Regions from separate parts of the Mus musculus genome. Here region 1 is linked to region 2. The links are chromatin loops, found by intact Hi-C in ENCODE. Cell type or tissue: left cerebral cortex. All regions are shown on one strand. Each heading gives the region's core, and the rest is flanking DNA. Links, peaks and the distances in the headings are about the cores only.

What was found. A loop is a pair of places that touch in the nucleus more often than their neighbours do. Peaks named below come from ENCODE experiments on the same cell type or tissue, not always from the same donor. Only the 100,000 strongest peaks of a DNase experiment are listed, where the experiment ranks them.
Region 1: it touches region 2 in a loop (2.6-fold over the local background); 11 of 42 quality-filtered maps call a loop at or near these places.

The regions. Positions count from the first base shown.
Region 1 is chr7:49,411,583-49,426,822 of GRCm38, reverse strand. Nav2 (neuron navigator 2) reads right to left here. Exons shown (of 39, transcript NM_175272.3): 6 at 6,483-6,649. Among named protein-coding and RNA genes, the nearest start is that of Gm51447, 19 kb to the left of the region's middle. In left cerebral cortex, for the core only: no CTCF peak of the experiment used is centred there; DNase peaks (open chromatin) are centred at 6,239 and 7,846; H3K27ac peaks cover 425 bases.
Region 2 is chr7:49,266,763-49,282,002 of GRCm38, reverse strand. The region is part of intron 1 of Nav2 (neuron navigator 2); the gene reads right to left. Among named protein-coding and RNA genes, the nearest start is that of Nav2, 28 kb to the right of the region's middle. In left cerebral cortex, for the core only: CTCF peaks have their summits at 6,449 (motif pointing right) and 9,313 (motif pointing right); DNase peaks (open chromatin) are centred at 7,133, 7,931, 9,340, 10,949 and 1 more place; H3K27ac peaks cover 5,555 bases.

The sequences.
Region 1 (15,240 bases), core at 2,836-10,835, 150 kb before region 2:
AGAGGAGGAGGGGCTTAGTTCAGCAGCTCACCTAGCTACTCACCTGGGGGAGGGGGGTGAGTGACAGCTGAGAGGAGGAGGGGCTTAGCTCAGGCCCTCAGTCAGTTCCTTGTTACTACAGACAGAATTTTTCCTCCAGGCCACCAGGACCTTACTGAACATACTTAGCCGTTCTTGGGTCTACAGTCACCCTCCCAAGTGGAGGAAAGAAAGCAGGGAACCTATGCCTGGACGGGAACATCTAGACAATCGAAGCATCTTTACACTTCTAACAGGGTACCTTAGTTCAATGGTTAAGAGCATTGAATGCTCTTCCAGAGGACCCAGTTTTGATTCTCAGCACCACAAGGCATTTCACAACCATCTGTAATTTAGTTCCAAGGGCTCTGATACCCTGTTCTGGCCTGTGCCAGCATCGAGGGACGCAATCTGCACACAGATATACACATAGGCAAAAATACCCATATTTATAAGACAAAAAAAAAATTTTTTTTAAAGTTAAATTAAGAAAAAAGAATGCTAGACAGAGATGAGATGTAGCACAAGACTTAGACAGCAGAGGGCAGCAGAGGCTCACTGTCGTGGGCTACTGAAGCAAGATGGTTGTGTGAATTTTGTTTTGTTTTGTTTTCTTTCTTCTCTCTCTCTCAAAGCCTCGCTTTTCCCAAGCTGAGTCTCTATAGGCTGAGGGCCTTGCAACCCAGTTGTCATTTCTGGAAAATACTATGATTCTCCCATCACAGTCAAGGCAACAGGCTCAGGACACAGAGGGACCTGCATCACCTTACAAAGAATTAGGCAGGCTACGGACGCTGATGCTTGAGCCTGCGTTATCATCCGCAAAGCTCAAAGAGCCTCTAAGCTACAGAAACAGGCATAGGCACTGCTGAAACCCAGCAGGAGCTCCTCGGGATCCCGGTGCACAACATCCTTCAGCATGGCCACTCACACAGGCACAACAGTCACAGACAGGCTTACCAACAATTGAGGCTACCTTCGCCAATACCTTAAAACGGATATTCTTGCTGCGACCCTTCACGTACTGCATCTAGAGGCTGTATCCCTCCCACACCAGGCTGGTGTTCTAAAGAACATCTTATCTGATAGGTTGGTTTCAGCCCTAGAGAGTCTGTCTTCTGCAGAGAAGGGCTCAAGTGCCTTCATGAGATGCCCATCACCAAGTACCAGCTGTGGCTGGACTAGAGGTTCACAGCTCAGTTGCCCCTCTCCCCTCTTGCAACGTGAAGACAGGCCTTCCATGTCCACAGAGGAGTTCATTTCATTTACTCCAAAATAAATTTATCTTTAAATGTAGATGAATACTGTCAAATACACAAGTTAGGAGGAAAAAAATGTTTTTAAAGAATATTAAAATGGAATGAACCTAGCCTTGCAGATCAAACTGCGGTAACCCTGACTAAGAGAGCACCCAGATGCCTAAGTGTATTCCCCTGCTAATGAAGCTTAAAATGAAATAGAACTCATGTACATGGGATGCTCTCTGCCTGACAAACAGGGGCAGGAGAAGCACTGGACTGATGACCTGCAGATCACACGCACAACAGGCACTCATCTCACACCCCAACACAGACTAAACCAAATTCGCATTTTGTCTTCTCATCCGACTCAGTTTCCTTTCCTCCTTCTCATTCTTCCTGCTCCCCAAAGCAAGGACAGCGTTCAGCGAAACCGTAAGCTGGTGTGCTGATTTGGTAGCACGTCCATATTGCAGAAAAGGCAAACCTGGCCACACAACCGTCTTGTTTCCATGAGAAAGGGTGAGCCCAAGCGCCACCATTCATAGCCTTACACACACCCAAGGGCTTTCCTGCCCCCTCTCCCCAGGGCTTTCCCGAATTCTGCAGCAGATAAGAAAATGGCCCCCAAAGACAGCCAGAGAAAACACACCAGACATAATTTTGTTCCCCTTGATGGTTGGCTTTTGTTTAATCCTAGTGTTAAGGACAAAAGCTGGAGTGTGAGGCTTTCATAGTTCTCCCTGGTGTCTGCTCTCCTGGGCAGAAAGAGACTCCAAACTCTTTAAGAGCCACGAGCACAAAGAACTGACTAGGGAAAGCTGAAACCCTCAAAGCACTCCTGGCCTTCTGCTACCATAGACACCACCTTGCGTACCTGCAGCCCAAGTAAGGGGTCAAACCCCAGCTCCTTGTTTTCTATGAGCTCAGCTGGCACAAGAAAGAATGAGAACATTTTAAAATAAAATACAACAATGACTTGAAGACTGGCAAGGTAAAAAAACACAAAACCAAAGTTGGCTTTGAAGTCCCTGGCTGTCAGTGAACCCAGTTATCAAGTGCTGGCTCTGAGAATAAATTTAAATATAGCTGTGATAAAATGGATATAAAATTTTCATGGCTCCCCATTTTTGAGCTCCTGCTGCATGCTGGGCTTGACTTGGGGGGTATGGAACAGGGGGGGGGATGGGTCTCACTACCTATAGTCACCCCTGTAACAGTAAGTCATCAAATTCTCGCTGAGAGTTACAGGGCAATTAGAAAATGGTGTTTCTCGTGACGTGCATCTAAGAACACAAGGCTAAGAAGAGTAAGGGTTTTCCACCTTTACAGCTTGAGGATTATAGGAATCTCAAATATAAACTCAGAAGCCAGAATCGAAAGGGCAAAGTGTATGAAGTCCAGGGTCTATATTTGCATAGCCACCTTGAAAGCTGACCGACTGATAGTCCATCATCAGACCTTGAGAAACAAGCTCTCTTTCACAGTAATCTAGGTGTATGTGTGTGTGAGAGAGACAGAAAAGTAGAAAGGAGACTATGGAGGGGAAGAAAGGGAAGAGAGGGTAATGGGAGATAGTATGATAGGTAACTCGGAAGAAGGGACCAGAAAGAGGTAGACACAGTACAGGAAAAAACAGTGGGGTAGCTGGATGCTAGTACATTGGGGCTGGAGAGGTAGCTTAGCAGGTAAGAGCACTGACTGCTCTTCTAGAAAACCCAGGCTCTATTCCCAGTATCCACAAGGTAGCTCACAACCACCTTTAATTCCAGTCCTAGGTGATCTAATTCCCTTTCCTGGCTTCCTTAGGTACTGCACAAATGTGATATACAGGAACACGTGCAGGCTGAATAACCATACACACAACATAAAAATAAAGCTTTTTAAAAAAAGAATTTGCACTGATCCATACACACACACATACACACAACACACACACACACACAGAGCCCTACCTTACAATGAAGCCCATCTCTTTTTTTTTAGTTTAGTTTATTATTTTAACTATGTGTATATGGGCTTCTGTGTTGGTATGTACACATGTGAATGTGGATTCATGTAAAGTCCGGAAGGTGTTACCTATAGGCAGCACGTAACCAGAGTCACACTTCTGGAAAGTGTCAAGGCTAGAATTCAAGTGTAGTCATCTCTCTTCCGAGTATTTGCCTTGTCTTTAACTGGAGGCCAGAGTCTTCCACAGACATTCGTAGTCCAGCCCCGGGGATGAGTTTGGCTTTGTAGCTGGCCAGGTCTTTTCCTCTTCCAGGGCCTTGTGAGGACTTTGAGTGTGGTAGTTTAACCCAGCCTGATAGATTAGCCTGGTCCATCTGCACACAGAGCTCTGTCTCTAGACAACCTTCTGGAGCATAGTTGAGATGCTACAGTGGCCCCTGGTCCAGCCCGACCCCACCCCACAACCATAATGGATTGCAGCCCAGAGATCACGATATTTTTGCAGCTGCTTCCCAGAAATGACAGTCATCCTCTGCTCTCTCTGTCCAGGGTCACAGTTCCAGAATGACCAACAAGGCTTAACCATCACTATGGCAACCTTGGGCAGATCCACTACAGAGCCTGCAAAAGTGAACCCAGCAGATCTGTTCTTAGATTGACACCCAGATCAACACTAGAAGTTTTTTTTTTAGAGCAACACACTCCTTCCTGGGCTACCGTCCTAGTATTAAGGGAAAGCAGTTGGAATAGCTTCGGACTCCTCCCCAAAGCTGAATGGGTTCTTACTCCTTTGTGCTCAGGACTCAAGCACCTCTGCTATGGCACACATGTGGAACTACACTCCATGTGCCTCTGCAAAGCAGCATCTTAGCCCCTTAGTTCCCACAACCAGCCTGATGCTAGTCCCATCCCAGTCTCTACAGGAGCAAATGAAAGAAAGAGAGGTACCACAATATTCTCCTCTACAGGACTTAGAGTGCCAGGTTCCTTCCATCTACTAGACTCATAACGTCATGTCAGAATCCTGGTGTACAGCCCAACGCAGGTGATTATCTTACAGTCCTGTCTTCTAATCACTGACTCTGACTGTCACCAACCACGAAGTGACACGCTTACAGACACTCTCAATCAATGGACCCAGTATAACACGGACATGACGGAATGCTAGTCGTCAAACCCCATCTCCCGACCAGAAGAACAGAGCAAAGAGATGACACAGCTGACAAAGCCCAGAGGAGGAGGCCCACCAGGAAGGAGAACAGGTCTCACGTGAACAAGGCCCAGTCGCAAGGACAGCTGAGCATGTCGCGTAAGTTACAGTTCTTCAGTGATCTCACGCGTAGAGGATAAAGTGAGGCCGCCGGTTTTAGTCTCAAACCCAAAGGAGTTCTTACTATACCAGGCCATTGATAGTCACTGTAATGTCAATAAAGTAGGCCAGATTTATTTTAAGTTCAGCATCTTAAAACAATTTGTCTCATTTCAACCTTCACCCTTCCCTGCCTCTGTGACTGTAGCAAGTATCAAGCCTTTATTTTATATTATATTATTTTATTTTAGGTACATGTCAGTTTCACCCTTTTAAAGGGGGAATAAATGAGGTTGTAACATGAGCAAAACTAAGAAGAAAATAGCTTTTTCATTTGAAGTAAAACCCCAAACATTTCTATATGCAAGTGTGTTGTATTTATATGGCTGTACTGCGGAAAGTTCTGGAAGGGTGTGCACAGTTTGGATTATACTAGTGCTTGTTAAGAAATATAAAAGAACTTTAAAAAAATATGTGCTCTTGTACTATTTTGCAAACAGATGTGACTTTTATATTCCAAGCATACATTTATGGTTTTTAAAAATATATTATTTAATTGTTTTATTTATGTGAATTTCTGTATGTGGGTATGTACGTCTGAGCACAAGCGTCCTGAGGCCAGAAGAGGGAATCAGAAGCCGTGGAGTTACAGGTGATTGTGTGCTGCCTAGCATGGGTGCTGGGGATTGGAACTTGAGTCCTCTGCAGAAACCACATCTGTCTCTCCAACTCCTCCAAACACAATTGTAATAAAGAAAGCCACTTAGGCATGGGGAAGTAAAGAAGAGGTGTGGGGTACGACTCAGTGACATGTTTGTCTAGTACGTTGAGGCTCTGGGTTTGATCTCCAGCACCCGAGAAGTGAAACTAATAGATGAAAAGGCTACACACGTTAAACAAAAGCTCTTGATGTTTGAGTGAAAGACACCAAGGGGCAGGATCACATAGATGTGGCTGATCCACATACTCTGGATTAGACTTTAGTACTGGTTTCAAGTTCCTGGTACCTTGGTTGAGAAATCTGTCAACCTCATAAAAATAAAGATCTCTCCCCTACTCTGAAGGGGGAAAAAATGTAACCATTACTAAACACTCAAGGGACTCAGCCTCTGTGTCCCAAGTGTTTCTGGTTTGGGGAGTAGATAGGATGGGACCGAGTTCATTCACAACATGAGGGCTGCCCAGGTTCCTAAGCCACTGCAGGGATTGGGGGATAGCATGCTGTGGCTCAAAGGGATGGCGTGTGATATGATCCACAGTAAGCTCCAGGACACTTGCACACTGCCACAGAAAAAACTTCTGAGAGACCTGGCTTTGGTTTCTACCATTTCTACTTGGCGGGAGGGCAGGAAGGGTTTCTCAAATGTCCCAGAGGCCTGTCCAAGCAAAGTCTGATCTTATTACCTTCTGTGGAGGTCTTCCACAAGCCGCTTACCTTACTTTTTCTCCACCCTAATCGCTCAGAGGCACAGACGGTCAGATATCATTATATCACCACAACCCTAGGAACAAGGCTGTCTGCTTCTTAGATGTGAGTCAAGTGCTTCACTGTAGCTGACTCAAAGGCGAGAACGTCCACATTACCAGCGCCCCTTCACATCATCTCTGATGACTCCCAAAGCACGCCCCAAGAAACATGCGCTTCTACTGCATAGCATCCATGAAAATTTATTCTCAGATTTCAAATGGCATCTTATTTCTAATCTGTAGCCAAGTGTTTTATGGGCCACGGCCAAACAAATAACTTATTCTGGCTGGCTGGCTGGCTGTGGATGTAGCAACGCTTTCCCCACTGTGCTAATGTCATTGACGACAACCTTCCTGCTAAGCATGTGTATGTTTGAACCACAGTTCTTCATCCTGTTTGCAAGCTGGATCTTGACCCCACCCCAACTCACCCAAAGGAACCAGACAGGTCTGCTAAGAGACAAACTGACAGGAAGACTCCAGAGAAAATGACTCACCTTTCTCATGGTTACTTGGTGGTGCGGGTGGGGGTGGAGAGGTGACAGGTTTGGACTTGTCGTAGTTGTTAAAGCTCTGGCTCCGACGGTTGTTGGCAGCAGCTGACCCTCCGCGAGTTTTGGCCTCGCTGCCTGCAGCGGCCACCCTTGCGGTAGGACCTGGGAGTCTGAAATGCAAGAGACAAGAGAGTAATGCAGTCAGTCTTAGGAGTATAGCAGTGCCCCATGTGACCATGCAGGAGATCATCAACAACAACAACAACAACATCAGCAGCAGCAACATCAACATCAACAACAAGAAACCAAACAAACTCAGACACCATGTCTGTGGAGAAGGCTAGTCAAAGGATTTGGTGCAATACAGTGAACACTTAAGGCTCCCAATGACCTCAGGAAAGCCCAGTGGCAAGCTGAGAACATGACTCCTTTGAGTAAGGAGGGAATTTGAAGGAATTTGCTGATGAGAAATCTAAGACCCATCTTCTTTATCCTCTGAGACAGGTGTTCTTACTTCTCAATATGAGCAGAATACAACATCCCTGGCTCTGTCCAGCATGGAGCATAATAACTTAACCCTGAGTTATTTTTCCCATGTGCACTGTGCTGGAAATAGTGTTTGCCATAACCCAGGGATGGAGGCATTAAGACCAGGATTGGGTTTATAATGGTAAGAAACTAAACTGTAACGGCTCAAACCAAACACATCTGTGGTGCAAACCTGAGGCCTGGCTGACAGTGCTCGTCTGGCTTTACACTTCCCTTCAACACCTGACAACCTGTCTCTGTGGCATCCCTTTGAGGCCGAGGCTCAGCCTGTCTCTACAGTCAACATGTAAAGTCATAATTCTATCTGTAAAAACAGCAGGCTTCAGTTAGTCCAAAGACAAATACACATTTTCCCTTTAAACAAAACCTCGTTTTGGGTGGTTCTGGGAGTAAAGCTGCCAGATTTCTTTGTAGTGTGTCTACAGATGTCAAGGAGTCGTCCCTGGAGAGGTAAGGGGGAAGGCTCCTCAAATCAGAATTTTGATCCAGGAACCAACTAAGCAGGCTGTTTCCAATAATTAAAGTTGAAGGATGAATACATGATGACATATTTAGTAGTATCCTTCAGTTAAAACCCACCGAGCCGTGTTTAAAAGCAACTGGAGTCTCGGCTGACCAGCATTAGACCCAACGATAAGCCTGAGTTCTCAACTCATAAAGCTTTTAGCCTTCTCTTTCCGTGCGATTCGGCGAGCACCAAAGCAGCCCTGAGTCTGGAAGCATTTTAGATGCAAGCAGCAAGCGCTTTAAACTTTTTCTTGTTGGCTCAGCAAGAAAGATGCTTGCGGAGCACACAGAGAACATGAGCTGGTGTGAAAGGACTGTAAAAGCGATCTAGTTAAAAAGCTGGCTGGGTCCCGACTAGGAGCTGGGAGAGGTGGGGAGGAGGTTGCCGCTCCCCTTGCCAGCCACAGTGAATCTTGAAGGCATTGCTTCCTGCTGTGCTAGGAGCATCTGCCCTCTGTGAATTTGCAACCTCTGCTTTGGAGAAATTCACTCCCACAAAGATAGAACCGGTACAAATCCCCAGCAGTTCCAGCATCTGGGGTAGGGGCTGCATGTATCAGCACAGCTGGTCAACGAGATCCAGGGATGGGACCTTAGTGTCACTTGGATCTACTTCTGATGCGGTGTCCCGCAGATCTTCCATGTTAGATGACATGGCTTCACATCCTTTGGTAGAACAGGTACACACAGTGGCTGTTGGGTCAGACTGATTTAAGCAGCCGTCGTCTGCAGAAGTCTTTATCCCTACATACAGGATTGGCCGGAGTAGGATTATGGACTTGTTCCAAGATAATGTCACAGCAGAGGTATTCCATGATGCAGGCTTCAACTGGAGGTTGTAAAGAGCACGGGGGGCACAAAGCAGCAAGGTGGACAAAATCTTTTCAGAGTTGCTAGAGAGGCTCCACTGTGCCCACTCAAGGCTGGACCACGGGAGATCTTTAGAACAGGACAGAGGCAAGCCATCTAAGCACAGGATGGGCTTGGTCTTCTGGGGGCAGTGTGGTGTAATGGACAGGATGCAGGCTTTCCCACCCACAGGACTCCAAGGCAGCCTCACATCTGACATTTATATTCTTCATCTAAAGATCTGGAAGAGCAGCTACCCAGTGGATGGCTGTACATTCAACATGGGACTTGATACCTGGTCTGTAGTAATTACCTGCTGCCGCGGAATTCCCCTCTCACCCTTCCTGCTTGGCCCAGATTTGTAAAGAACTAGATAGCATCATAAAGGGAACACACTGGGGTACGGAGATAAAGGAAGTAGACAGACTTACACACTGAGAAGGAAGGAGCACAAAGTCAGTACCAGATCAACGTTTTGAAAGAGTCAAGATAGGGCTCTTTTTCTTGTTAAAGAACATTCCAGAAGAGAAACCATTTTTTTTTTCTGTGATGGAAAACTTGCTCTCGGGAGCCTCATTTGAGATTAAGAACACTCCTGGCTAAAGAGATCTGCAACCCTATCGGAGGAACAACGTTATGAACTAACCAGTACCCCAGAGCTCTTGACTCTAGCTGCATATGTATCAAAAGATGGCCTAGTCGGCCATCACTGGAAAGAGAGGCCCATTGGTCAGGCAAACGTTATATGCTCCAGTACAGGGGAATGCCAGGGCCAAAAAATGGGAATGGGTGGGTAGGGGAGTGGGGGGGGGGAACTTTTGGGATAGCATTGGAAATGTAATTGAAGAAAATACGTAATAAAAAAAAAGGGGAAAAAAAAAAAAGAACACTCCTGGATCCCTCCTCGTGGTAACCATGGTTCAGTGCTTCTCTGATGCTTGAAATGATTTCTCTGAAGTTTATCCATCTGACAACTTTAGCAAAAGTCACCTCTACAGGCAAGATGTATGTCAGCTTGAGGCAGGTGCGAGTCATTTGAGAGATGGGAACCTCAACTGACAAAATCACTCTGTAAGATTGGGATGCAAGCAGGTCTGTAGGGCATCTTCTTAATTAATGACTGGGGGTGGGGGTGGGGCGTCCAGACCATTGTGGGATGTGGTCCTGGGTTCTATAAGAAAGCAGGCTGAGCAAGCCAGGATGAACAACGAGCCAGTAAGCAGCACCCCTCTATTGTCTTTGCATCAGCTCCTGCCTCCAGGTCCCTGTCCTGACTTCCTTCAACGATGTGGAAGTATAAGCCAAACAAACCTTTCCCTGGCCAGCTTGCTTTTGGTCACCGTGTTTGATCCACAACAGTAGAAACACTAAGTAAAACACTATGTCGTATACAAAGACCATGAAGAAACGTATGTTAGGTAAGAAAGAAGAACTCAGTCATGGGGAAACCAAGGCATCACTGGGAGAGTGTGTCGATCTGCAACTGAATTACTTCAGAATAAATTTTAGTATGAAATTTTAAGTGCCGGATTTCAAAGTCAAGTGTCTTAAGCAAGGCAGCTGTGTGACCAAGGGAGGGCTCTGTATTGGCTGCAGGAGGCAGCACTAGTAGATACAGTCCTCCCTGGATCCAGAGTCTCCAGCTGGCTCCAGCTGGCATCTAGGTGACATGTGTGTAGATGCAAAGAGGCAACTCACGGAAAGGGAATGATGGGTTTTAAGGTCAGAGAGGGAGCAGAGAGACCCAAGAGCAAGACCCAGACTTGGTGTGTGGACGAGGACTGTGAATGGAAGCTCAGAAGGCATAGCCCACAACACATGGTGAGAGCTTGCAGAGAGTAGAGGTGAAGCCAGGCATGGCGGCTCATGCCTGTAATTCTAGATACTCAGGAGGCGGACACAGGAAGAGTTCAAGGCCTTTTTGGCCTACCGAGTATGTTCAGGGCCAGCCAACAAAACTCAGTGAGATCTAAAAAGAGGTTATAGGATCTCGCTCATTGGTAGAATGTATTCACCTTGCCTGCAATGTAGACTACCACCAAAGTATAGCTAGCCATGATGGCTCACGCCTACAACCGTGCACTAATGAGGCTGAGACAGGTAGGCTGCCTTGACTCAAGGCTACCCTGTGCTATAAAGCAAGACTCTATGTCAAAACAAAGCACACTAAAAGAGGACAGAGGAAATAGTTGGAGTGTGATGGTTCTTGAAGGACAGGGTGGACTGACCCAGCCAGGGGAAGTGAACAGGACCAGAGGAGGGAAGACCTTGTGATCAGACTAGAAAGCCTGGACTCTGTCCTATCCCTCAGGACTGAAGCATTAATTAAGGAGGCCGATGGCAGAGCTGGAGCTAAAAATAAGGGTATGTCTTCTTTACCAGTGACACAGACCCAGGGCCTCACACAGAGGCTTGCAGCCTTTGGCTAAACATTCTGTAGTTCATTACTATCGACGTCCTTGTGTATCATGGGAACTTGGATCAACCCCAGCCTGGAAGCCATGTGCTGTCAGTCACATCAGAGTCCTGCCTTGTTGAAGAGCCCGGTCTGACCCATAGGAACAGCTGCAGGTGGCGTGGCAGATGCTGCCCACCACACGGCCTCACTGAAGCAAGTCAGCGGGAGGCAGGCGGGCAGATCGGGGCCCTGCGCCATTCACAGTACCAAGCGGTCCCAGCGGCTCTGCAAAGGAGAACTTCTCATGCTCACTCCATGTCCAGCTTCATACTGACAGAAGGCACAGGTGGATGCTACCAAACATACTTTTAAAACATTAAATTTAAGGGAAGTGCTGTGGAAAGGTGGGAGACAAGTCTTGCTTCTTTGAGAGCCATGGTCAAATTCTTCAGAGTGTGTGGAACACCATGCAGCGACTGAACTCATTCCTGGCATGGAACCTACAACCAAGCCCCTGTGCCTCCGCTCCACACGCTGTACGTGCTGATGGTAAGAGTGCCGTTCCTCTCTCCCAAACCACTTCAAAAGCTGGTAGTGGGTGTGTGTGTGTGTGTGTGTGTGTGTGTGTGTGTGTGTGTGTGTAAGGGTGGCCCCTCCCAGGAAGCATGGCAGCTTGTGTGCACATGCTGGGGGTGGGGAAGCCCAGGATTGGAGATGCTTTCTTGCCAGACAAGATGATTAAATGCTAAATCTCTCATTTCCACGGCATCTGCTTTTCAGCAGCCAGGCAGAGGCCCGATTATCCCACTAATTTGATTCCGTTCTCCAAGATGGCCAAGACAGCCATCCAGGGACCCATTCAGCCTGGCTGCCATACCTGACCTAGCTCACAACCAGGAAACCAACATCACCCACGTATGGCTGCAATTTACTGTGCACCAGTGATGTCCTAGAACTGGAGGAAAAGCCTTTCACAAAATCTTCAGGACACCGTGCGTGAAGCAAGGTAGACACACACACACACAGAGGCTCCCAAGGATAATATCATTTACCCAGGCAATGCTAAGTGGCAGCCATACCATCGTGTCACCATGCTTTACTGCCTCCTGTGGGCAGAACATGGTATATGCCTGTGACTCTACCAGAGATGCCAGGGAGAAACAACATGGTAGACTGTGTGAATGCATGAGGGCCACACTCAACGGTGAGGCTGATTCTGCTGAACATCTCTGGTGCCCATTAAGGTACTTGGTCCTGGCAGGAATCCAGTCAGCATTTACACTTCCACAAGAGACTCATGTTCTAGAGTTCTGGGGGCAGGTGGCCTACTCAGCCAGAGGTTGGGGGAGGGGGCGGGTGTCTCCTCTGCCAAGCAGAGTTTACTACTGCGCTTAAAGGTACTTACTTAATCAGCCTCAGTCCTTATCAGGGCAATGCTCATGGGTAAGATCTGGGAAGAGAGGAGCCCAGGAGTACGAGTCCATCCCTTTGTTGACCTCAGCAGAGACAAGATGCACTCAAAATGTACTCCTGATAAGGGACTGGATGACTCTAAAGGAAGCCAGACCTTGGCTGATGGTGAAGCTGAAAACTCTGTTCCTGGCACAGGCTTAGGCTGGGATAGCTGCACCCTTGTCTTCAGCTCTTCTCATCCCCTGCCTCCATACAGCATCTGTGCCAGTGAAGGGCAGGCATGTGCTTCCAATCAGACAGCGTCTCAGACAGCTCCTGTCTTCTCTTTTGGGACAAAGCATTGGGTTTCCTGGGAACAGACAAGGGTTCCTCTAGGCTGCCTCTTTCCTTTGCCGTGTACATACGTTCACATGATGTTTAGGTCAGTGGAATCAGCCTGCTGGAACAAGGGATGCACTCCTGCTGCAGCTTCCTCTTCATCAGGGAAGGCAGTCTCTTACAGGTAATGTGTGCATGCTGTGCACTGAAGCACAGGGGCGTGCAGTTTCTCCCACCCCAGGCAGGTTGCTCCAGACTGGGTCTTGACCCGGACAAGGTTTTCAGAAAAAGAAACTAATTATAAAAGGTTACTAGAGCCTAGCAAAGGGGGCAGCTGGCAGCTCGTCACACTGGACGGTACATGGGTGAAATGAAGGGCCGGTTTTCCCTCACCTTCGGGAAACAGTTCCTTGGAAAGTAAACGTAGCATCCGTCATCATGGTAAGATCACCCAGCACAGCTTCCCTCGGGTGCCGTAGGGGCAGTGTGAGGGACTAGGCTGAGGCAGCAGGTTTGACAACAACTGCACAACATCAGAATGTAAAAGAAAGAAACAGAGGCAAGGCCTAAGGGTTCTGGGGCAACCCATCTTCTTTCCCAGGCTCTTTCCCATCTTCTGTGCAGACTGTGAGCAAATGATCCCACTTGTGGATAGTTTCCATATCTGTAAAATGGAGCTATTAACATGACCTACCTGGTTACCTCATGGAGGCTGTAGGATTAAATAAGATGTTACAATGTAACTAGGGTTGCCCATACCCCAAGCATACGTCTGAGGGTTCAGGACAGGATGCCCGAAGACTAGTGACTGTTGTCTCCCCCCACCCCACCCCACTCCCCAATCTCCCGGAGAAACTGAGGCAAGGTATGCAGGAGAATCCAAAAACAAAGACAGGACATGACAGCCTTCTGTAATGGATTCACATTTCGGATCTCAGCTCACAAGGAAACCTACCAACCCCACGCCCGCATCCCACCCCTCCCCCCAGTTAGTAATTGAGCGACCATGACCATAGCCAAAGCACAGCACACAGAGAGGAGATGCGGATTAGGGCCAGGATGAAGCAGGGAGCAAATGCATTCACTGTAAGATAGCTATATAACTACCTGGAAACTCACCTCTTCCTATGAACAGGTTTCTCATGACAAGGTGAAATCAATATAGTGTAAACATCCAGTCTGAACCAGCCACTTTAGCACATACAAAGCTTCTCTCCCACACATAAACACTCCCACCCAAGCCCACTCTCAGAACTCCCCCAGCTGAGTCAATAGCCAAAGCATGTTTGGGTTTGGGTAACTGGAGACACAAGCAGGGAGGGGAACCAACAGGGAACTCAGCCAGCAAGGAGGCAATGGGAAGAGTGGGCTGGGTTGAAAACCATGCTTTGGAGGACACAGAGGACACTGCTAACCTAGAGATCTTTTTCTGACCCAGAGTGAAGCGGATGATTTTGCTTTGAGATGAGTCCTTAGATGATGCACTGCAGGGTAGGAAGGAAAAGGTGGAACAGATGAGTGAGGAGAGAGACGTTAGGCAAGCCAAGAGGAAGTTCCTGGGCTGGTCCACCATATACTTCTTCCCACTAAACACACAGTGCCCTCCAAGTCTAACTTCAGCAATTACAGTGTGAAGAAACTACATTCAAGATTACCTAAAGCCTAGGCTTGTGATCTCAGCTGCTCAGGAGGATGAGGCAGGAGGATGGACGTTGTCTTTGTTACTTTCCTATTGCTCTAAATAGATGCCGTGACCAAGGCAACGTATTGAAAAGTCTACTGGGGCTTCCATGACCATCAGAGAGTGGCATGAACTGCCGCAGTTGGCATTTCAAGATCTGCTGGCTCCAAGGTGAGCTCTGGTTCAGCCCTGGCAAGCCCTGAGGCCTTGCTTTAAAATACAAAGTCAGAAGGAAGCTGGGGATATGGTCCAGTGACTGAGCATTTGCCAAATCTGAGCAAGGCCCTCGGTGTAATCCCAATGAGCGTGAGACAAAACAAAAGCTTTGGCTCAGGATTTCTAGGTTGTTGAGCCCTTTGCACGCTGCACTCCCGTTACCATATTAAATATCTTTGCTGACTTCACTCATCTGCACGCTTGGCTTTATATTTTTTGTTTGGTTTGGTTTTCTGCGATAGGGTCTCACACTGTAGCCTAGGCTGCTCTGAGTCACCTGCACTTTATAGTTTGGGCTGGCCTGGAATTTGTGGCGTTCCTCTCATCTCAGCTTCTCCTTCCGGTTTTTCTACCTCTCTAAAGCACTGCGATGCTTGAAGTAAGAAGCATTTGTAACACGTAAAGGAACGCTCTCTACAGTACTGATGTGCTTGCTCACGTCACAGGATTGTTCACTGGGCTACAAAGGCAAACACTCTTGGTCAGATTTATTCAATTTGTGGTTATTATGTGCGGTTTATCTTTCTTATGCCTTTTTAGATAAAGGTTAGAGTCCTAGAGGTGGCAAGAATTCTACCAGGGAGCTGTTGCCCAACCTGAAAAACCCGAGTTAAGAAGCACTGTTCTCTGGGAGTAAAGGGAGAGTAGAGAATGGTAAGGAGAAAAGAAATCAAGCAACTTTCACATATTTCCTAAATAATGGCACATGAATTGTTTTTAAGATAAAAACAAATGCAAAGAAACGCAAGGCTTAGAAAGTACGCTCCTTCCAGAGACTCTCTACTGTAGGAAACTTCACATTGTGAACTATGGATCAAATGCCCAGTCAC
Region 2 (15,240 bases), core at 4,874-12,873:
GACAGGCAGAGAGATCACCCATGAATTTCGGTGAGAAACTTCCTGACACAGACAGCCATTTTCTCATTTGCAATGCTAGGCAGATGGCTCTCTGGTCCCTTCATGGCCACTGTGGGATTCTATGTCATGGCTTCAGATGAACCTGTCTGGGCTTCAGTGTGTGCAGGGTAGAGGCTGCAGGTGTTAACTCCACAGCAGTGAGTCTACACTGCCTGGAACTAATGACCACGAGAACAATAGCAGTGAAAAACTCAATGACAGCAGCTCCAGTCCTAACAGGTGTGTGGCGACCGCAGCTGGAAATGGCATTCACACCCAGCAGTCAGGGGTGAACTCAGTAAAGGATGACCTGGTCCAGAAGTTAAATTCTCCCAGCTCCTCATAGCAGGGAATGGCATCCTGGGGAGGCACAGTCTTTGGAAATAGAGCTTTCAAAGTGCATAGTTATCAATTAGTAAGGAGAAAAAAACAAAACAAAACAAAACACAGTCAAGGGATAGTGACCAAAATAGTCACCATTTTTACTTCAGAGGTAGGATGATAGGGGAGTCTATTATTCTTTCCCCTTGTTTATAAAGCTGAGTTTTTCTGTGATAAATATATCAGGTTTTTGCAACAAAAGTGGAGGGCTGGGGCAGGGGAGTATAGGGTCATATGTATGACTATGGGTTTATTGGCAGGCATGACTAAGAAAAAAACACCCAGCAGCACCCATGTGGCCCTCCAGGTTCTCAGCCGGGCTTCAGCAGCTCCGTTCCCGTTGTTTGCTGACCCGCGGGTACGTCCACATTCATATCTCCAAAGGTCACATGAACCAGCCCCAAACATCCTCTTAATACTCACTTTTAAATGACATCAACACATTTGCCTCTCAGGATGGCCAGTGTCATTAGTTCTTGGCATCAGAGGTTCCTTTTTAAAATGTTAGATCAATTATTTGTGATTGGCAGATGTGGCTGTGGCCAACAGATCCATGGTTTCAGACTTGAGCCACGGGGTCGGAAGCATCCTTTGCCTCCCAGGTGAATGTCTGAGGCAGCAGCCTGAGCCTAAGTCAGGACTGAAGAAGGTGCAGGGGAGCAGCCTGCCTCCCTGTCCCTGTTTGATTCCTGCCTCTCCTGGATGCTGCACACAGGTCCAGACCCTATATGGCTTTATTCCACGATAGAAAAAGGGCAAAGGGCAAATATACACATGTTACAAAGCCAGGCAAGGATAAGGTTATGCCAGTAAACTAAAGGAGATGAACAGAGACTGACTACCAGGTACTAATTTGGATGGACTGACCAAGGAAGAACAAAGGCACCAGGCAGTAAGAGCCAAGTTCTGCTCTGCGTGTGGGAGGCACTTAAGCCACTGGAAGCCGCACTGGCCTTGAGTTAGGAATGTGCTTAAGAAACTGAAAGGAGCACATGACATAAAACTACCTAGGTGAACTGCAGGGAGGCAAGATATGGAGACTGGGAGGGACATCACTCCTCTTTCATATCAGGCATGATCCCTTGCATCCTGCCTGGCTCCGTGTACCAGTCGGTCACCACCCCCAGCCCAAGACGGAGCCAGCCCCTGAAACCTTGGCCTGTTGACCAGCACGGTCCAGTGGGTTAAGAACTTATTCTTTGAAACCAGACTTCTTTTTGAGTCCCTGATAGTGAGTCAGCTAGCTTGCACAAAAGCCCAGGGACATGCAAACTGGTCCCTTCTGTAGGAGAGGGATAGAGAAAAGCCCTGTATGGTGGCATCTGCCAGTTTCCAAGGTAGAAATAAAATCCTAGCACTGGACTTGATTTCAGCAAGCAACTTAACATCACGGGACATGGAGTTGGGGACACATGCCCACAGTGGGTTCTTAGGAGCTGGAACTAGCCAGCACACTGTCACCCCAGTTTCTTCCATCTATGGGTTGAATCATCTCACGGGGTACCTGGTGAGGCTCAGATGAGCTATCCATACAAGCACTTTGCATGGTGCGTAGTGTATGGTTAGTGCTTTGAAATGAAAGCTACAGATCTCCCCTGAGAGGGCATCAGGTGTACCTGGATGGTTCTTGCATGAGAATCATTCTCCTGTAAGAGAAAGCAAAGGATCTGGGAGGAGGTTAGGAGCTCGCCCTGACTCATCTCTACCTCCCTGTGTGATTTCAAGCAAGTTGCTTTCCTCCTCTGGGCCTCAGACAGCACCTTTCTTTGAGGCAAAGGGTAGATAGACCCTTCTTGATGGGACCTTCGGAAACTTCCTGCTGTGTGGAAATGTTCTGGAAGCAGCAGCAAGAGTGGCTGGGGGAGGCCAAGGCAGTGTGCGAGTGGGTGGAGTGGCCTAGAGATCACCTGTATTTAAAGTTAAACTGACAGGTGGTCAGTGTGTCAGAGCATGGGACAGCAATTGTCCTGGCTAGCGTGGAAGCCTGCGAGGACACAGGTGTAGGCAGGGGTGACAGGAGGAGGATTTGTCCTTGGAGAAGGCCTGGGATTGAGTTTCTCAGAGAATGAATGCCTCTAATAAACAGTTCAGGAAGGCTACCCTGCCAAACCTTGCACACACACAGAGAACAGAATCCAGAAAGGAGATAGCAATAAAACCTTGGACGAGACAGACATTCCATAAGCAAGGAGAGGGGCAGGAAGGTGAAAAGGACCAAGAGGGGAACAAGGCAGCTGCAGAGATGGCTCAGCCCTTAAGAGTGCTCGCTGCTCTTACAGTGGACCAGAGTTCAGTTCCCAGCACCCATGCCAGCCAAGTAGCTCACAACCACCTACATAGCTCCAGCTAACCTAGCACCCTCTTAACTCTGCGGGTACCTGCACGCATGTGTGCATGCAAACACATACACACATACATTTATTTATTTTGGTTGAGGGGAGCCAGGAACTCCTGAGAGTTGTTTTGTTTTGCTTTGTTTTGAAGGTTAAAAAAAACCAGAGGGATAGCCAGAGGAGGGCTGCCTAAGCCTACCATGAGACGAATGGTTCCGAATAATGAAAGGTTATACCCCACCCCCACCTCAAACTAAAGTAAGTTTTAAAACAGATTCTCTAGGTCCAGGATAATCCTCATTCAACTAAGAAAGGGACAAAAGAGAAATCAAGTCAGGCTCCACTCAATGGGACTGAAGTGTGAATTCACAAAGCTGAAATCTCTATGCTTCCCACTTCATCACACTCCCTTTGAATCATGGGAGATTTTCATTTTTCAGAGTCAAGACCAAAGGATTAGCTGGCCTTGGGATCATGAGGCCTTCAGAGGGAGCCACGCCTGTGACTCAGCTCCCTCAAGTCCCAGACAGAAGGAGGCCAGCTCACAAATGACAAATGGGGCTGGAAGACCAAATGGGCTTTGCATTGGCCTCGAGGTCTTCTCTTGGGGAACAAATATGGAGTCTGCATGATCCTAGAAATTACTCCTAGCAGCCTTCAAGGCTTGGAACTCAGTGTTCCTTTCCAGGGAATAGCTTTTTTTTTTTTTTTTTTTTTTTACTGAGAGCTCACAGATCTGCTAAGTTCCAAACAGGCACATGTAACTCAGCCCAAAGGATTTCCCGCTGTGGGAATCTTTGCTCCAACATTTTCAAGTCAGACATTGCCCTCATAAGGAGCTTAATTCTTACACCTTGCTGTGCAGGGAGAAGGGAAGTAAGTGAGCTGATTGCATTCCACCCCGAGCTCAGTGCTGACGGGTGGGCTTAGTTACTGCCTGCCTCCAAACTCCTGATCATGCAGCCTATGGTGGAAAGAATCAAGTTCAAGCCCAGTGTAAAATCCTAGCATTTGATTCAAACTGGGAACCAGGTCACGGCAGTCAGCTTATCCAGCGACTTCAAAGCGGCAAGGATGGAGCACAATGGGATGCCCCCACCTGTTTCTCATACCTTGGCCTTCCCAGTTCTATTGCCTGGTACTGGGACGTTTCTGGCCTGGGAAGTCAAGGCTTGTCAAGGCTGTGTTAACTCTGCATATAGAAGAATATCGTCAATAGCCTCTGAGCATGTTCAAAAACAAACTGAGAAATGAATCCATCCTGCCAAATGTACAGTGTGATGCCGCTTCTAAAAAAAGGAGCCTGTTAGAAATTCAAGAGCATCTCACAGCCCTGCTTAAATAATCTGTGGGTGGAAAGTGCTGGAAGCCTTCTGCCTGGTCAGGAAGGGAAGGGTGCTCACTCACTGAGACACTTCAGGTCTGCACCAGACCATCAGTCACAGACGTGTGGATGGGTCCAGGTGCTAGCCATCTCTACCCACACATGTCCTTGATCAAGGTCACTCCCACCTTGTGCTTCCGCAGCATGGTCTGTAAATCATTCTTGCTCTCTCCCACAGTCTACAACTCCTTCATGGTGCGCTGAGTCCTGAGACACTTCCGGTGGAAAAGGACAAAAAGTAGTGCTTCGCTTCTTCATGAGTTTGAATACTCCAGCACACAGGGAGCTTCCCACAAGCCATAGAGTAAACATTGTATCTGTGCAAATACCCAGGTATGCACCCTACTACACTACTGTGCCACTATACTCAGCGTGGTCTCATGCAGACACGACGGAAGTAGAGAATATTATGGCTCTACCTTTCCCTGAAGAAGTCACAATACCTATCATTAGATCCACAGATAAAGACACCAGAAAGGTTACAGAGTAGACATTACAGAGGGAGGACTCAGCCCCAGCCCAATCTGTGACAATCCTAGTGTCCCAATCTATTTCTTTTCCCTTTTTGGATTTCAAGAACTGGAGGCAGTAGTGTGTATGGTGTGTGTGTGTGTGCATGTGTGTGTGTGGTGTGTATTCGTGTGTGTGTGTGTATGTATGTGTGTGGTATGTATGTGTGTATATGTGTGTGTGTGCAGTATATGTATGTGGTATGTATGTGGTATATGCGTGTGTATGTGTGTGGTGTGTATGCGTGTGGTGTGTATGTGTGTATGTATGTGTGTGTGGTATGTATATGTGTGTGGTGTGTATATGTGTGTGTGTGGTGTGTATATGTGTGTGGTGTGTGGGTGTGGTGTGTATGTGTGTGTATGCAGTGTATGCATGTGGTGTGTGTGTGGTGTGTATGTGTGTGTATGCAGTATATGTGTGTGGTATGTGTGTGGTGTGTATGTGTGTGGTATGTATGTGTATGTGTGGTGTGCATGTGTGCAGTGTGTGTGGTGTGTATGTGTGGTTTGTATGTGTATGTATGTGTGTGGTGTGTGTGTGTGTGTGTGTGTGTGGTTTGTATGTGTATGTATATGTGTGTATGTGTGTAGTGTGTGTGTATGTGTGTAGGTGCTACAGATCATTTCCCTCTGAAGTACAGATAAATTGGTGCACCCCTCCATCTCCTGGACATGAAGACCCCAGGGCCTGAGAACATCCACAAGGTCTGTATAAAAAGCTGGGGGAACAAAGGGACTTGGGGCAATTTTCTCGGAAGGGAATGCCATCCTGATCTTTGCTGTTCTGCGGGTCAGTTCTACCTGCATAACAGAGCTGCTGCCCCATCACAACCTTCCCACTGAACATGGCAGAGGTGGTCCCAAGATAGCGCGGCCTGCAAGCGCTGACTCAATGCTCTCATGCTCAGGTTTCTGGGCTGCACACCACCTCCCTGCCACCCCTTGAGCCACCAGGGAGCAGTGCGCACAGTCCCTGACACCTCAGACAAGTCGTCTGGGCCTTAGCAGGGCTCCACCTGGCTGGGAGGTTTCCGTTCCAAGTGGGGCCAGGAACAGGATAAGGAATAGCGCTGGGCCTTTCCTGGAAGAAAATTAACTGCTTCAGGTAGCAGTAAATGAGCAAACTAGCCCAACGCTGCCAAATTTATAGTTTAACAAACAAATAATTATGCCACTGCCTAGAAATACCCAGGGAAGAACAGATGAGGCGAAGACAAGGGCAAACCCCACCTGCATCTGCCCACCTGACTCCACCCACCTGCCTCTGCCCACATGTGTCCCTGCCCACCCACCCACCCCTGCACCTGCCTCTGCCCACTGGCTTCCACAAGGGCTGCTGGGACATTAGCTACTAAGTGGCCAGCCAGGCTCAGTTGATATTCCCAGTCCTTCCTCTCTTACAGTCTGGGGACAAGGCTTCAGTCAGCTCTTTCTGACTCTCCTCTGTGAGGGCCATCACTTGTCCTAGAGGGTGTCACTTTGGGTTCTGTGCTCTGTGCGACCTCACCCAACTGACTCAGCCTCACTGAGCCTCCTGCTTCTCATCTATCAGCTGGTTGTAATTATGCCTCATCCCCCAAATGACTACTGGGAGGTAAAATAACAAGAGATGAAAAGGCACAGGGGATGTATTAAGCATTCAATAAAACACAGGCGAGCACACTCATCATATTTGTTTTTAAAAGAAATAAGGGACAGGGTTGGGAGATGACACAGCCCACAAAGACCTTGCTGTGAGCATGAGGAGTTGAGTTTGGATCCCCAGCTTCTGCATCTGGGATCCCAGCGTTAAGGAGGTGGCCACAAGAGGATGCTGAACACCAAGTACAGCGAGAGAGGCCTTGTATCAAAGAACAAAGCAGCCGTATTAGAGGAAGACATCCAACACCAAGCTCCGGCCTCCACTGTATGCACTGGCACATGCCTGCACACTTTCCCTGCCTTACTGAAGCACACAAATGCACACAAAATGGAAAGGACAACAGGAAAGCTTAGCTCTAAGGATCTTAACCCTATGGTTTCCATGAACCAGAACATAGCTTTGGAAGCGTCGTCAAAAGTGGGCATTGCTGAACACAGGGAACAGGCAACACAAGGTAGAAAAAGAGCCAGATTCCCACAAAGGAAGCAGCAGAGTTAGAAGGACCAGACTGCAGAACTCAGAGAACACATAAACATGAAAGAAACCCAGCTAGACACACCTCCTTCCATGACCTTACAGAACTGGAGAGGTTAATGTCAGTGAACTCACTCCGTACATACAAATTCAATGAAGAAGTAATTAACGCCCAGCTACGGAATTCTGAATTTCTAATTACGCTCTACCTCCATCAAAGTAAGGTTCCAAGCATAGTGTGGTAATCAATTTGACTGTAGTTTAGACACACACAGACACACAAACCGAAGCCAGTTGCTTAGGTTAGGTGCTGTAGCCATGCCTCCCGCTGGCTTCCATATGTCACCCAAGTGTGATGGTAACTGTGCACTGTCAGATGGTGGCGCCTCGAGCACATTGCCTTCTAAGATGTTACTCACTGGGCAGGATGAGCAGGACACACACACACACACACACACACACACACACACACACACACACACGGGGAGAGAGAGAGAGAGAGAGAGAGGAGATGCAGGGCTAAGGGGAGGGGGTCCTAGTCACCTCACAGGTGGAATGGGAGTCCCTCCATTCTAGCCACGGGGAGTTGAGATGCGGGTGTTGTATTCCTTTCTGTTAATAAACTGCCTGTTGGGAGAGGCACTAGCTGAGACAGTGGGAAGAGGCAAAATGAATGGTTCTGTTCATTTTATACCTGTGCTGTAACTCTTAAAGTAAATTATCTGAGGGCTGCAGAGATGGTTCTGTGGTTAAGAGCCTTGCTCTCTTACAGAGGACCTGGGTGTGGTTCCCACCCAGCACGGAGATGGGGCGGCTCATAACTGCCCGTAATCCAGTTCTAGGGGACCTGATACCCTCTCCTGACCTCAGCAGGCACCTGCGCACACGTGGTGCGCACACAAGCACTCAGCACATTCACGTACAAACAACATTTACGTAGTGAGTGAAAAATAAAACAAACTGCTTGAAAATGTCAGCTTTTGAATTAAAACCACTGACACTAGGGGAATGGGGGCGGGGAGATGCGGCTTTATTAGAAGATCTGAGCTTTCTCCCTCCCTTGGCCTTCTGCTCTAACTTACTGTGTTCAAACAGATCCAATGTGAGTGCGTCAGAAAGACATATGCTGCAAGTATTTATATTTAGTCCGGGAAGATGGGAGGAGCTAACAGCCAATCCCAAGAGAGGGCTTCTCATCTCTACTCAGTGAAGTCCTGGGATTCACCTTCACCAGGTCTTCCCCTTTCAGGTCTCTTCCTGGAAACTCCTTCACTATTAAGACTGCACAAAGGCAGGCCCTGGAAGCAGATGTCTGGGATTAAAACCCAATGCACACACATTGAGTGTCTGACCCTCTGTATGACTCACTCATGTCATCTGTAATGCCATTTACCAATTCCCCTTCCATGGCTAACCTCACAAGCAGTGGGCTGATCTCTGTGAATACCTCCAGACAGGCTTCCAGGGTGCAGTCCAGCAGACACACAGTGAAAACCAATGTCACCTGCAGCCAGTGGCTGGGCAGGAGACATTCCCAGTACCTGTGATCTAAGCTCAGCATCAGGCCCTGAGGATGAGGCGACCTGGCTTGCCTGAAGTCTGCTGTGACTGGTGGGGCAGGCTGACCCTCTAGGCTCCTGGGGCTGCACCTGTCTGAACAGCTGCTGCAGGAGAATGGCAAGAAGCTACTGGGAAATATGCCCACTGCTACATGCTGGTCTTCTGTCCACCAGCAAGGCCAACACTGCAGGTCTAGCTTCCAATACCATGGCATTCCTGGGCAGGAGTTGGGGGGCGGCGGGGGCATTCTCACCTCTTGTTCAGACCCAGAATTTGGTCCTTCAAAGAAATCCTGACACAATTCCTAGAAATGATGGATGCAGGCACAGCACAGTCTCTACCTGCGGTGGTCCTTAATGAGCAAGCTAGAGGGACTGAGGAGAGAGTCAGAGTGAAGCCTCGTGTGCCTGGCTTTCCTAAAGGCATGCTGGGCAGCAGAGGGAGGAGCCACTGCCACTCCTGTGCGAGCCTCCCTGCTGGGCTCGGGTGGTGGGGACCTCCAGAACAGAGCCTGACTCTCACTGCCGGAAGCACTGACCTCATTGACTTCAGCAGCTCTGACGGGCATCATCTCCCAACAGCAGAGCTATCATTGGCAGCTTGCAAAGCCCTTCACAGGTGCCTCACGTGGAGAGTGGCTTTATACAGAGGCCCAGTTACTTATTTAATATTGAAAATTGGGCGGAGATGGTGAAGAAAAGTCACGTGACTCTGCTCAAGGCATGTTTCCTGCTGCACCTTGTTTTCCCCTTTGGTCTCATCCCCTGACCCCTTCATTCTCTGGACTTGGTACTGAGGATGCACCCGATGGCCCCACACACACTAAGCAAGCACCCTACCTCTGACTACAACTTCAGCCCTCTGATCCCAGTGTTGCCCTTTAACTATGAGACAGTCTAATTGGATTTTCAATTCCCAGCATTCCGAAATCCAAGCTTTACTGGCTTTAATGAAAGAAGGCTCCGTGCATGTGTTTCTGGAAGAGCCCACCAGGTGGCGATAGCAGCCACAGCATTCTAGGACAGCTGCCAAGGCAACTGGAGGGCAAGCCTGTCTGCCTGTCTGCCTTCTTATCCGGTTCTGCATTTTGGAGCTGCTTGCTGCTGCATCTCTTCTCTCTATTTAGAGACGGGGCCTCACTATAGCTCAGGCTGTCCTGGAACTTGTTGTGTAGCCCAGGATAGCCTCCATTTCCCTTGTCCCATCTCAGTCTTCTGAGTGCAAGGAAGTCCCTCCAGGTACCACTCAAACTGCAGCTGCTGCTGCTTCTTCTTCTTCTTCTTCTTCTTCTTCTTCTTCTTCTTCTTCTTCTTCTTCTTCTTCTTCTTCTTCTTCTTCTTCTTCTTCTTCTTCTTCTTCTTCTTTTTTTTTTTTTGGTTTTTTTCGAGACAGGGTTTCTCTGTGTAGCCCTGGCTGTCCTGTTACTCACTTTGTAAACCAGGCTGGCCTCAAACTTAGAAATCCGCCTGCCTCTGCCACCACCGCCCAGCCAAACTGCAGCTTCTAGTCTAGGTGTGGATTGCTCAGGCAGGATCAGCTAGCTTCTAGAATGCTCTCCTGTCTGGGACAGCGGTATCAAAAGTATCTGTTCCTGCTACCTAGAGATGGGCAGGGCTAAGATGGCCAGGATAAGGAAGAGGGGGCCATCTGTATTAGTAGCATCCCTGGAATGCACCAGGCAGAGTCAGGAGCCATGAGATTGCCTGGCAATCATGTGATTGCCAGGTCACACAGGGCTGTGGGGCTCCTAGAAGTCCTTGTGGACAGCCTCAGTCACATCCTGGTTGTCCCAAAACTGGGAAATAACCATGGTGAAACGACTTCTGTCCCTAAAGTGGCCCTTTACTGTGCAGTAGCCAGATCCTATGTCAATTCTTGCAATAAGGTTATATGCTATCAACATCCTATAGTATAGATAAGGCAACTGGGGCTGAAAGGAGGTTGCCAAGGTTACTGATGGAGGAAGACCCACCTTCTGCATTTGAGCAGCGCAGGGGGCTCATCATGGCTTCCAAAGCAGCAATGGTGGTGGTGGTGGGAGGCGTGAGTCTCCTTAGTGTTCTTTCCTAGCTATGTGAACTTGAGCACCTAACTCTTTTTTTTCAATGTTCTCTCACCATTTGGGTGTAAATAAATGAAGAGGGCTCTTAGCCATCACCCTTATCCCAAAAGCTACATCCTAGGAGGGGCCCCAGGGGGCAGAACCGAAGCTAGCAAGGTCCTGGGGGTGGCCCTGGTCTCTAGTGGACAGCCAACAAGACTGGGGTAAACCTAGCAGAGATTCCAATCATCTGAGGGGTAGAAGCATTTTCCTGTCATCTCTGCTGCCGTTAAAAGCTCTTCAGAGAGTGGCCACAGGCTGGTGTGTCCCTGGGACTTCCAGTATAGGGGCCGAGCTCTCTCCTCACAGGTCCCCTTGAGGCTGCCCTAGCAAACCTGTCCCTCTGCCAACTTCACCCTCCGAGTCTGGGATTAGGATCCAGATTTGGGGAAATCTATGTTAGCTGTGGTTGCCACTGTCGAAGCGCTCCCCACCCCCCTACCCCCAAGTTCCCAGTTAGGAAAAGCTGTCATCCGCTTCTGGTCTCCATATTACCCGGGAAGCAGAGCAGATGGAGTTATCTTTCATCTCCCACATCTGTTGCCCACATTTAAGATCCACATCTAAAAACCCTGAAAATCCAGCCGGGACAAAGCTGATGCGCTCTGGGTAGATCCTCAGACGAATGCAGAGGCCTCTGCCTGGGCCAGGCAGTGCCACAGTGAACAGAAAACCTACTTCACATAGAGAGCCGAGAGAGACCGAGACTCGGAGCATCTCCCCAGAGCAGCTGAGGGGCCCAGGAGGAACTGATCTCTGAGAGTCTGTGGCAGTGGTTCCTCCCAGGAAGCGGTCTCTTCCAAAAGAGAAGCTTTCATACACAGAGTTTTGTGTTCAAAGCACCCAAATTTTTATTTAAGCCTTTTAAAAAAAGATTTATTTATTAACAAATAAATAAATATTTTTTAATCTTAAATAAAAAAAAATCTTTACTATATGTGAGTACACTGTAGCTGTCTTCAGACACTCCAGAAGAAAGCATCAGATCTCATTACAGATGGTTGTGAACCACCACGTGGTTGCTGGGATTTGAACTCAGGACCTTCGGAAGAGCAGTCGGTGCTCTTAACCACTGAGCCATCTCATCAGCCTTCTATATTAGACATTCCTACCCACTCAAAACCATGAGTACACCAAACACAATGGCTCACATAATCATCCAAATTGTTCTTTGGTTGCTGGGGCAGTGCCCCGCAGTGGGTACCTCTTACTTGAATGTCAGATTGCTGCCGGCTCCACCATCAGCCATGGCTTGAGCTGTCAGAGTGCCGACTTATCTTCGCCCTTCTGATCAGCTACTTTGGATCCGTTTTGGCTTCAGAAATCGGATGAGAATTAGCTAATAATAGGTCTCATTCACAGTGCTGATCGATATGCCAATCAGGCTTCTCACTAAGAGCTTCCCATGCATGGTTGTACTGAACCCTCTACAGTGTCATAGGGTTATTTTTTAGACAAGGAAATGACTCACCGCACAAGGGTCCTCTAAGGAACAAGATGGTTCTCAAACCTCGTTTTTTTTCACTCCAGAGCCTGTAACTCCCATCACTAGCTCTCACCACTCTCCACTATGGTTCACAGCTTGGGTAGCATCCTCTCTGTCAGGAAGAGGCTAACACCTGACTTTCTCACCACATTGAATAAGTCATGAATATATCCTGATAGTAAAGTACAGGCTGGAGACAAGCAGCATCGAGACTAACGTTTGAAAGAGGCCAGTGGGCAGGAAGACACTAGAATCTCTTTTCTACCTGGACTCCATACAATGAAGATAACGTGCTCAGAAAAAGCCCGTGATCCACAAATGTGAGAGAGGTGGGTGCTACATAAGTGACCTATGCGTGGTCAGGGGGCCATGTGGGCCAGCTTTTGAACATATACGTCTCCCTCAGTTCAATACTCATGTGTCCTTGGTCCGACTCACTGCCCCAGACACAAGAGCCAGGGGGACTTCATTGATGCCCCAGGACTCACCTCTGCACCTACAGCAATGTGACCTTTTCTTTCTGTGTAATGTACTCTAGCACTGGACCTAGTACCCAGAGGTGTTTAATATTTAATACCCATCCTCCCTGTCTCTCTGTCTCTGTCTATGTCTCTCTCTCTCCATCCTTCCCTCGCCTTGGTCTCCCCCTCTCTGTCTCTCTTCCTTCTTGCTCCCTCCCTCATCCTCCCTTTCTTCCGTGTTCTCTTTGGTCCTTAAAGCCAGATTTTCACATACCTTCCTTGAAGCTTGCTTTCTTTCCCTTCCCTGAATCTGGAATGCACCCCGTATTTTTAACTCTGACCCAGAGACGCGGAATCTGTCCCTTTCAGACACTTTCTCTATGTCTACTTACTCTAGGTATCAGCCAGTGCTCCAAAAAGCTCCAGGACATGCCCTGTGCTACTGCCCTGGCTCCAAGGTCAAGTGGTCCAAAAGGCCAAGAGGGTGGCCTTTCCTGCCTGCTTCTGTAGCTTCTTCATAGGATGGTGAGCTTGGCCACCAAAATGGGCTAAGCATACTGATGTTTGGCAAGAATCTTTATATAGATAGTGACTCCCTCAAAAGCATTTACCAGGTGCCTTATCCACCCTGGGGTAGGGATTCTCTTCCCTAAAGAAGAGTCTAACAAATGAAATATGTTTCCCATGACACCTGAGGTAGCTGTGGTCAGCATCTGTAATGGAACAGCTAGGTGGAATGGTGATAGCCTATGTTAGGGTTTAGACCAGAGTCCGAATCCGCTCTGCCTTTTATGAGGTGGTAGACACTCGACAAGCTCAGCCCTCGTGCAGCACAGCCTGAGCACTCCTGCCTAGGGGCTTGGGATGGGTTTTAAAGGCCCACAAGTGTTTCCTAATTACTTGTGTTTTGACTCCAGATGGCTGGGAAAGGCAGGCTGACAAAATGACTGTGAGTGTAGACTCCTGGCCCGAAATCGAGCTTTGTACAAATTAGCTCCGGGGGGCTCAAGTCCATCACACCCAGGAAGTCTCAGTTATTCCTGTCATAAAGTGGATCTAATCTTGGCTGTCATTTCCCCATCCGCTTATTCCAAGATTATCAAGTCAGTCCACACCAGGCATCCCACAAAGACAGTACTAAGCTTATAGAGATTTAATTCTAAGTCAGTTAATGGTTCTGCTTAGCACATGCCCAGTACAGTTGCCGCTACCTCAGGAGTCTCAGGATTGATGCATGATACTCCCTGAGATGAGCCAACTCTCCAGATCTGGGGTCACCAGATCACAGGTTGCAGTCTGTGGCACACGCAGGTGAGGAGTGTACTCAAGGCTCAGCCTTCGGCATGATCAGAGCCAAGGCCCAGGGGCTGCCACAGAGGTTCCCTTATCCATAGCCTGTGCTCAGACCGAGTCCCACAGCCTAACAGGAGGCGGCCTAGAAACATCACAACTCTTTGCTTTGCTTGGCAGGAAGCTATTTTAGGCCTAGCACGGGAGGATGCTGCATGCATTAACATGATCACGGCTTCTCTGATTACAGCAAGTGGCTTTTATTTTTAAAACTGTTTCATGGTGAGAAGACGTGCCCAGTGCGTGCCCAGAGCTGGTGGGTATGGAGGAGGGCCCAGTCGGGGTAGCATTCTACGTGTGGACACCAGCTTGGGACTGCCACTGCTCTCTGTGAACCCTCTGCTCTCCGTGCCTCCATGGACCTTCAACTTTATAAGGAGGCTCTCTTATGTCAGAAGGTGGGAGCTGGTGGCCTCCCTGGTGCTGGGGGTCAGGCTGGCCCTGGCTGCTCTGTGTTGAGCAGATGGCAGCATGTGGCACCCAGGTGGGTATTCTGTCTCCTTCCTCTCACCAATGCCAGCCTCCAACCACCGTTGGTTCCTCTATCTCTGCAGGTTATTTTTACCACAGGGCAGAAAAAAAAAAGTGATGCTATTTCTTCATGTTCTCCCCTGAAACCATTGCACCAGCTCCCTGAGAAAAACCTCTTGACAGATGGCTCTAGTCTTTGGTGCTCAGAGAAGCAACAATGATCCTGAGCTGCAGGCAAGCTACCTAAATGCAGGGTGAGTGGCGTCAACCCCTTTCTTCAGAAAGGCTTGGAGGTTGGGAGTTCAAGTCTCGACTCCAGCGAGCTATGTCACATTAAGGAAGTGACTCGGTCTCACCGAGTTCCACTTCTTCCCACCTAAGATGAAGTCAAGGGTGGGCACTTTTTGTGAGATCACTGCAAGATTGGTTACTCTAGAGCAGTGGTTCTCAACCTATGGGTCGTGACCCCTTGTGGGGTTACATATCAGATATCCCACACATCAGATATTTACATTACAATTCACAACAGTAGTGAAATTACAGTTATGAAATAGCGATGAAAATAATTGCATGGTTTGGGGGAGGGGGGCAGTCACCATAACAGGAGAAGCTGTGTTAAAGAGTCACAGGATTAGGAAAGTTGAGAACCACTGCTATAGAGCCTGGCACAATGTAGGCATAGCTCTTTACTGCCTGATGCAGTTGTCTGGGGAACGGAGTTCTACAAAGCACACTGGAAGATGACAACCAGAGAACTGCTCCTACAGCCCACCTGACCCCACCTCCTGCCACCCATGTCTCCCCTAAGAACTTTGAGTAGGAGCCCAGGAAAAGCTCAGAGCCAGGCTGCAATCAGCCATGCTGTGCTCGAAGGCCCCAGAGTAGCCCCAAACTCACAGAGAAGCCAAACACCAACTGTGGTGTACATTTAGTGAGCACCTACTATGTGCCAGGTCCTAGGTACAGCATGCTTCAAACCTCGAATTTCCTCCTCCAAACATCACAGGGAAGGTGCTGTTATCCCACTTTAGAAGTAAGAAGATTGC